Linked DNA regions of Mus musculus: region 1 is linked to region 2. A link is a contact called in ENCODE Hi-C or POLR2A ChIA-PET data. All regions are on one chromosome and are shown on one strand. Each heading gives the region's core, a stretch centred on a gene start or an enhancer-like site at or near the end of the contact. The rest is flanking DNA. Distances are from core to core; before and after follow the strand shown.

Region 1 (4,227 bases), core at 1,427-3,926, 360 kb after region 2:
TGATAACCTCTAGATACATTTGCCTAAGAATTTCATAAATTCATTGTTTTTAATAGCTGAGTAGTACTCCTGTTTTTTTTTTCCCTCCTTTCATTGTTATAGGATTTCTGATTTACTTTCCTTAAGCCTAGCTCTCTTTATATTTGGCTCTTCTGAAACAGAAGTCTTAGAAAAGAAAACCCTGACACATGCAGAGTACCACATTTTCTTGGACAGGCAATGTCCATATCATAACACTTTTATATGCACGATTTCCAGCATCCCTTTCATTTACATAAACAGGGACCTGTGGCTCAGCCCGGCTTAAAATTTAATTCATGATCAAACTTGTAAGCTATCCTAGCTATCTTATTTCTATTGCTATGATAAAACACCTCCACCAAAAACAACTTAGGGATAAAATGGTTTATTTCAACTTACAATTTACAGTGTATCATGAAGGGAAGTCAGGACAGGAATTCAAGGCAGGAACCTAGAAGCTGACCCTGGAGGAACACTACTTACTAGCTTGCTCCTCAAGGCTTGCTCAATTTGCTTTTCTACACAATCCAAAGCCATATTACAAAATATTTTTTATTCATCTAATGTAGTTGTACTCTTGGAGGCTAACTGCTGGATAAACTCACCCTTGCTAGGTCTTTCTGAACTCCAGATGGCTGGTTTAACTCAGCTATTCTGGCTCAAACTCCTCCCTCACCAAGATGACTGATTCAAACTGGCTTCTCTCAGCTTCTCACTGAATTGCTCTGTTTGGCTTCAAACTAACTCTGGCAATTTATTCTAATCTTCTTGATCCTTCTCTGGCTTTACCTGCCTCTGTGGACCTGCACTGAACTGCATAAACTCACGAATGAACTCCAATCCACTTCACCACGCTCACTGCACTGACCCCAACTGACTGAATTTAACTACACTGACTCACTGACCTGCCCTTTCAAACATGCTCCTTCCTTCTGTAAACTAACCTTACTTTTATTGCTTGGGATTAAAGGGGTGTACTCAAGGTGTGTCTATTCCAGCCAGAGTAGCCATGTTGCTGGATTGAAATTCCTCTATATGAGCTGCCTAGAGATAGCACTGTCCACAGAGTTCTATAAACGAGCAGAACCCAACAGGATGTGTGTGTGTGTGTGTGTGTGTGTGTGTGTGTGTGTGTGTGTGTACTTATTAAGTCAGCTTACAAATAGCAAATACAGCTGAATTACAGCTGAGAGGCTGAGAACTCAGTAGTTTCTTCATCCTTGAGTGCCTCTGTAGTCAGAGTAACTCCCCCACCCCCACCCCCACCCCATGGTGCCCATCTCTCACTGGGGAGGCTGGCATAGTTGCTCTGTCCACAAGGCTGGATGCCTCAGCTGTCCTGATCTGGTGAAAAAAAAACCTGAAAGAGAGAGCTGCTGAACCTTAGATCCTGATAGAAAACTAAAAAGAACTGATTCTGGTGTGGAAGGATTCAACCACAGCAGCAGAAGAAAGCAACTTGAGGAAAGGACAAGCCAGAAGAGGTGAATTTCAGCCATGACCGTTTACATCTGGACTGCTAGTAGATGATAACACCTTCAATCAGAGTGGGTCTTCAAAATCAAAATTTATCTATTTATTTATTTATTTATTTATTTATTTATTTATTTAATGCATATGAGTACACCATTGCTCTCTTCAGATATACCAGAAGAGGACATCAGATCCCATTACAGATGGTTGTGAGCCAACATCTCAGGACCTCTGGAAGAGCAGTCAGTACTCTTACCCGCTGAGCCATCTCCCCAGCCCCTTCCAAATCATTTAAGGAAATCCGGAAAGCCTCCCTATTCTGGAGGTTCTAACTTTCACTAGGGTGCCATAAAAACCAACCATAATATCTAGACGCTCAAAGTTCAGCAAATCTGGCTCGGAATCCAGTATGCTTTCTGTGACTACAGAGGTTCTCAAATGGGATGTAGTTTCCTCCTCAGGCAACCTTTGGCAATACCTAGTGACATTTTTGGTTGCAATTAGGTTGCAATTAATGGGTTGTGGTCTTCTAGTGGGCAGAGCCCAGGAATACTGCTATATGATACCACAACAAGGACTTATCCATCCAGCCTAAAAGTTCAAGAACGGGTTGCTGAAAAGCCTAGCGGGACAGAATGCTTTCTGCACTCCCTCTACCCCGTTCTGCTCTTATTTCCATGGATACACAATTAACTACTGCAAAAATAAACAACTCGCAGAAAGCAGCGGAATACATCCACACTTTTCTCACTGCCTTCTTCCATTCAAAATGAACCGATCTTTGTGGCTTTAAAGATAAAGGGAGAGCGAGTGCAGGAGCTGAGGAACTCAGTAGGCAGAAAGGAAATTCACACTAATTGCAATGCTTACAATACAAACTTGGGGTTTGGGGCGGGGGGGGGGGGAGTAGCTGCATTAGATAACTGCTGTGTCAAAAGCGCTTGCGCTGCAAGCTTGGGGACTTGAGTTCGAATCACAGGCATCCAAGTTAAAAGTGCTGGCAGAAGCAGATATGACTCTCTTTCCGGACAGTTCACTCTGGATAACTGCCAGGATCCCAGAACAACAGATTGGGACCCGTGGCCATCCTCCCGCCGGCTGCTGGCACTTTCGGTAAGCAGGAGTGCCTGGGGGCGTGGGCGGGGCGGGGCCTAGGAGCACAGGTCCCTGTGTTGTGACGTCATAATCTGCAGCCGCGGAGCTCGCCCTTAGCAACCGCCCTGGCGACTGTCGCTGTGACCCTTTGCGCCCCCGCGGTCCTGGTCTTTTCCTTTTCACCTCCGCTGCGGGGGAGCTCGGCTTCATCCCAGTAAGAACCAAGGGGATACAACCGCGGAGGCCGCAGGAGGACTAAGCATGGATGGCAGCCGGAGAGGTAAGGGACTGCGCGGGTCCAGGCTGCCCATGGCCTTTAAGGTTGCCTGCCACCTCCTTCAGTGTCGCAGGGTAATGGCTGGAACTAGAAACGCCCTGAGCTCAGGGAGGCCCCGCATGCCCGGCTCTTTGATTTACTGCCTGACATCCATCCCCTGATCCTGGGACCCTGCAGCCTGTATCACTTGGGTATCTTCTAGGCGGAATACTAGCCTGGTCTTTGAAATCTAACCTGAGCCCCAGATCAGGCCGGCTGCTTTCACAGAAACGGCGCTCAGTTTGCTCATCTTGAAGGTAGTGGGTAAATACCCATGCCACGGAGTTCTTGGGGGTTAAGTGCAGATAATATACAGCAAGCTCCTGGTGCATTTTAAGTACATGAAATCTTCCACTCCCTCCCTCCTTCTCTCCCTCCCTCCAGAACTGACTCACCCAGAGCTGGTTATAATTCAGTGGCTCCAAGGTAGGAGCTGGGATACTGCATTTGTAATAAACTTCCAATGTGGCTGGTCATTGGACTGAATGTTTAATAGCAAAAGACTACCTTTGAATCGACCTGCTAATGATTAATTAAGCCTTGCTTTCATCTTGCATGCACCTTTATTCTACAATAATTTCATCAAAATAAGTGTTCTGCTTAGCATACAAGGTTGGGGGGGGGGGAGGATATTCAGACACCATCCCAACCTAAGCTCTAGAGGAAAACACACCAAATGCTGTTATGGTCTTCAGAAATGGTTACAAAATAAACTTTAAACCTTTGCAGTGTTCCACCCGTAACCCAACACTTGTTTACACACAAATCCTGTTAAATGGGTATTATTCATATTTTGAAATGAATAAAACAAAAGATTATAAATAATTCCCCTAGTGTCATGGTTGGTCACAGAACAAGCCCCAGACTAAGAAGCTAAAACCCTCAAGTTCTTTTACTTACATTTGTTTAGTAATAGACTTAGTGAGGTTTTAGTGTTTATTTTTAAATGAGGTGACAAATGTAAATGGGTTTATACTTTTAGGTGGCTTCAGTTTTAGCCCATAACATATATCAATAACATCGTTCCTGGTATAAATGTTATATTCAATAAGTATCTGGGCTAGTTTTTATATACTAAATTATAAGTAACCATTCATTTAGTTGAAACCTCAATGCTTAATTTTAGTTTAAAGTAACCGTCTTAGATTCTATTAGTTCCCTCAGCTACTTCAGAATATTAGATACTAAAGATACCCAAGGGGGAAAACGTTCCTCCCTTCCTCACAGTAAGCAAATGCTTTTGTGAGGTCAGCCTTCAAGAGTGTGATACGGCAGAAAGCCATCAGCTTGAAGAACAACTGGTCTTGTATCTAGTCTCTGAT
Region 2 (4,321 bases), core at 1,036-3,535:
AATACTCTTTCTCTAAAAAGAGAAGTATGGTCTATCTAGGTAAAATTAGATATTGTGCAAATCGTGAACTACCCATGAAATAGAAACAACAGTTAGACAAATGTGCAAAACCAAGCAAAAAAGAGACATGGGGATTGTCGTCATGAGCAGACAGAAATTATTATTTTCATTTTGGCAAATTTTTAATTCCCTTGTTTCTGTATGTATGTATGTGAGTGATGTGTGCAGATGTGTGTGCCAGCCTGAGGGCCACCTTGGGACTTGTTCCTCAGGCTTCACCATTCTCTTTTGTTCTTTCTTCTAAACTAAAGACAAGTCTTTCTTTAACCCAGAGTTTGCCTGCCTCTGCCTTCCCAGGCCTAGGATCATGATCATATGCCACCACACGTGACTGTTTGGACCTTGCTCCTGAAGCTCGAACTCGAATCTCCATGGTTGCAAGGGAAACCCTGTATTAAGCGGACCCCCCACCCCCAAGCCCTAACGCCTCAGGTCATTATTGTTTGTACATTTTACCTTAATTTTCCATCATCCCAATGACAATATATCCTGAGATTTTCAGTTACTACTTGTTATTTACAAATTCTTGAATACTTCACAAATTCATTATTTTTATCATTCTTTTTTTTCGTTACTGCTTGTTTGTTTGTTTCTTTGCTTGCTTGCTTGCTTGCTTGCTTGCTTGTTTTTGAGCCAGAGTGTACTCTATCTATCCTGGAACTCACTGGATAGACCAGGCTAGCCTTGAACTCAGAGATCCATCTGCCCCTGCCTCCCAGATGCTGGGATTAAAGATGTGTGCCACCACAGCCGGCATATTTTTATGATTCATAAAGATATACTAAGGAATTTTCAAAAGCCTTTACATTCCTCTTCTATACCACAGTTAACTGCGGGAAGAAATGTCTCAAGTATATCATAAGAGCACTTTTTTTTTCCATCTACAAACACAGACTTGGCATATCCTGAGTAGAGCCTAAAATTAAGTTAGAATTTTCCACTCTCAATTGATTTCGTACTTATAAAATAATATCCTAGCCTTAATTTCTAATCAAAGTTTATTGGAATACAGTTTAAAAATTATGTCTAACTTTTCTCAAAAGTGGGATGTTCTAGAAACTAATTTCACTTTGATTTAACTACTTATAGTTTTACTTTGTTAAAGTACTGCATTAGCGTTTTAAAATAATAATCTATAGCACTCATAAACACATTTTCACATTGCATGATTATCTATTTGTCTGGTCCAGTCCCATCAGCTGCTTTTAGGAATCACTGTTTTCTATTCCCAGAGGATTACTAGAAGAGAAAGTGATTCTGTAATCAAATACTATACATCCAATCGTATTAGTTCCCCAGAAGAACAGAAAAAAGTTCTCCCAAAGTTGGCTCTCTTGACCTACTCACATCCCCGCCTAGTTTTGCTGTTAAACCACAGTAATCACCAATCCCATTCTGCCTCTTCTGCTTTATTCTTCATGAACCAGCTCACCCCACAGTGGTCCACAGTAGCCTCTCCATCCTCACACCCAGATTACTCATCCTGTCTCATTCATGAGCATCTAGAACCGTCTACCTCTGCTTCTGGGGCATCCAGGGTGTCAGCGAATATAGCCCTCTCTTACATGGGGCTATGCTCATTTCCACGGAATAGTCAGGACCTGTGTAGATGCCTGCACAGTCAATCTAACGGCAGATGCAGGAACAGGATGAAGATGATGTAAAGGATTGAATGGTTGCAATGTTAAGAACAGCATCAAATTCAGAGGGTGTAGAGATGAAAATCTGGGGAAGAGTGCTTGCTGCACAGTATGAGGACCTGGGCTGAGATCCTAGTGCTCAAGTTAAAAGCTATGCATAACTAATGCGGATGCTGAGAGCCCCAACACAGTGGACAAGCTGAGACAGGAAGATCACTGGAGCTTGCTAGCCACCAGTCCAGTTCCAGGATCAGTAAGAGGCCCTGTGCAGAGGCATAAGGCAGAGAAAGGCAAACAGGACAGGTTCCTGGTTTCCAAAAGAGTGCATACTGGTGACACAGCTGCATACACATGTGTGCATACATCAGACACATACATATGCATGAAATAGGCATACATATAAGTATTCATTTATAATTAAGATACAAAAAGAATGGGTTATGAAAATCACATGACAGTAAATGACCCAAACATCGCTTAAAAGTACAGAAGGATCCTTGAACTCAGACAAAGTAAGCCTTCTCATTAAAAGGCTGCTTCCTCATTGGCTTATGACAAAATACGAGCGCAATTTCCTGTCCCCACAACACTGCTGGTTTCTCTTCTTGATACAAGCAGATTTGCCAGCCTCCTCAGTCAAGAGAAGCATCCCTCCAGAAACAGGGGTGAGTATGAGATTAAAACCTAGAACAAGATTTCAAAGTAGATAGTATACTTTTTAGCATAATGATCAACAATGTAACATTTCCTCTGGTTTGGGCTTTGTGAGTGTAACAAGATCAAGTTTTGTGAGAGAGATGCAAATGAGGAAGACACATGGTTTCTTCTACTTTGAGCAGTGGTATGGGGATGTCAGAACTCAAACTTAGAACTGGTTAGGTGATGATATAGGTATAACAAAGGGGACCATGTGTGCTCAGCGCTCTCCTCGGGATGCAGTGTGTTGGCAAACTGATGGTTTAGAAAGAATCTCTACCATCCTGGACAGGAAAGCTACCTGCTATTATCTCCCCACCAGTGCACGAGTCTAGGAATAGCTTTTACATTCATCGGAAATCATGTGAGGTTAGAAAATTGTGTTTCCAGCATCATTAAGCATCCGTTGTAACTAATTGTTAACAAATAACTGTCATAGTACCGGAGACATGTGGAGACCTGATAGGCAGCAAGCATGCTTTAGGTGAAAGTGTTTCTGTAATGCTGTATGCAAGCAATTTGCTTTTAGCTATCGTCATCAATTATTCATATTACTTTTAGAGCTACACCATAGATTGTCTTTTTCGCGCTTCGTAAAATTGAAACTTAGATCATTTGTATTTTGAGGGAGGGTGGCAAAAATTCTCAAAATTTCACTAAAGCATCCTAAATAATATTTGGAAAGATACGGGAATAATATGTTCTGTATATCCTTTTTTTAGATGCATTTTTCATTGACTTAACTAGAGCTATCTGCAATGCTGGCTTGGCATCACAGGTACAAGATCCCTAGGCTAGCCTGTGATGTGCTTGCCGGACAGTCAAGGATGACTTCCTTTTAGGAAATCTGTGGGGCAGCGGAAGGAAAAGCAGTACACTGCAGACGCTAACATATGGTGAAGGCTTTGCCTGTGCTCCCCTCTTGGCCCCACAGGGCATCTCATTTAATTCTCACAGCAACCCCATGGCCTGAGCACTAACTTACAGGAGAGGAAACAAACTTAGAAAAACCACAGATTCTTCCCCCCCTCCCGCCCCCCTAAGAACTTTGAGAACCTTTCCAAAAGCAACCACAAGCACATACTGCTGCCCCTGTTACTCAACAGACACGATGCTATCTGCTTCATCAAGCTCCCCTGGCTGGTTGGTGGCTGGCTGCTCTCAGCAAGGCAGGAAGTACTTTTATAGCTAAAACAGGAATTTATCCTGTTGAGAACTCTAAAACCTCACTAAAATAATTTTCTCTGTCTTTGCTTTTGTAGAAACAAACATGTACTCGCTTAGTAACACACCACTGCCTGCCCTTCCATTCTTAGTCCTATCTCAAGAGAGGAGACCTTTATAGCCTAGGTGTTTTCCCCTAGGGTGTATAAGTCTACCCAGTGGTGTGATGCTGACATTCATCAGAGCCCCCTCCTTAGCAGCTTATGCAGGTCCTTCCCTTCTTGTGGTTCAGATCATAGAGTTTCATTTTCTGTCTTCACCAAGAACCTTTAAAGGTTTCTTCAAGAACCGAGAAGGTTTTTCTGAGTGGTAGTTACCAGTAAATGCTAGGTTTTGCTCTGTTGATGAAATACGATTATAGGATGACAGCCATTATCTTGGAATACAGAAATGTGAACAGTCTGTCATCTGGTTTCAGTGCTTGCCATTGATCAGCCCTCTGTCAGTCTGAAACGTGTCCTTCGTACATAATCCATCTTTCTTCCCCGTCACTTCCCCACCCCCCACCACCTTAGCTTTGGGTCTCTGCGGTTTGATCACTAAGTACAGACGTTTCACTTTGTCACAGCTGACACTAGGCTTCATCATTCATGGGGCTTCATGTCCCTCATAAGTTCCAGAAATCAGTCAGCCGTTGGATTTACGCACGTTGCTTTCCGCTGACCTCCCTTTTCTTCCCGTACGGGGCTCCCGTTACCCGT

What was found. A loop is a pair of places that touch in the nucleus more often than their neighbours do. ChIA-PET counts read pairs that join two places held with the same protein, here RNA polymerase II (POLR2A).
Region 1: a loop to region 2 is called in a map of heart, with 2.9 times the contacts of the local background. The contact joins the promoter of Spata7 here to the promoter of Gpr65 in region 2. A Hi-C loop is called at or near these places in 11 of 37 maps with a recorded cell type or tissue (T-helper 17 cell, heart and left cerebral cortex). POLR2A ChIA-PET finds 5 or more read pairs at or near these places in 1 of 5 experiments (Patski).

What each region holds. Positions count from the first base shown.
Region 1 is chr12:98,625,466-98,629,692 of GRCm38, forward strand. It overlaps Spata7 (spermatogenesis associated 7), which reads left to right and starts at 2,677. Exons shown (of 11, transcript NM_001289572.1): 1 at 2,677-2,869. The coding sequence starts at 2,851.
Region 2 is chr12:98,266,350-98,270,670 of GRCm38, forward strand. It overlaps Gpr65 (G-protein coupled receptor 65), which reads left to right and starts at 2,286. Exons shown (of 2, transcript NM_008152.3): 1 at 2,286-2,365.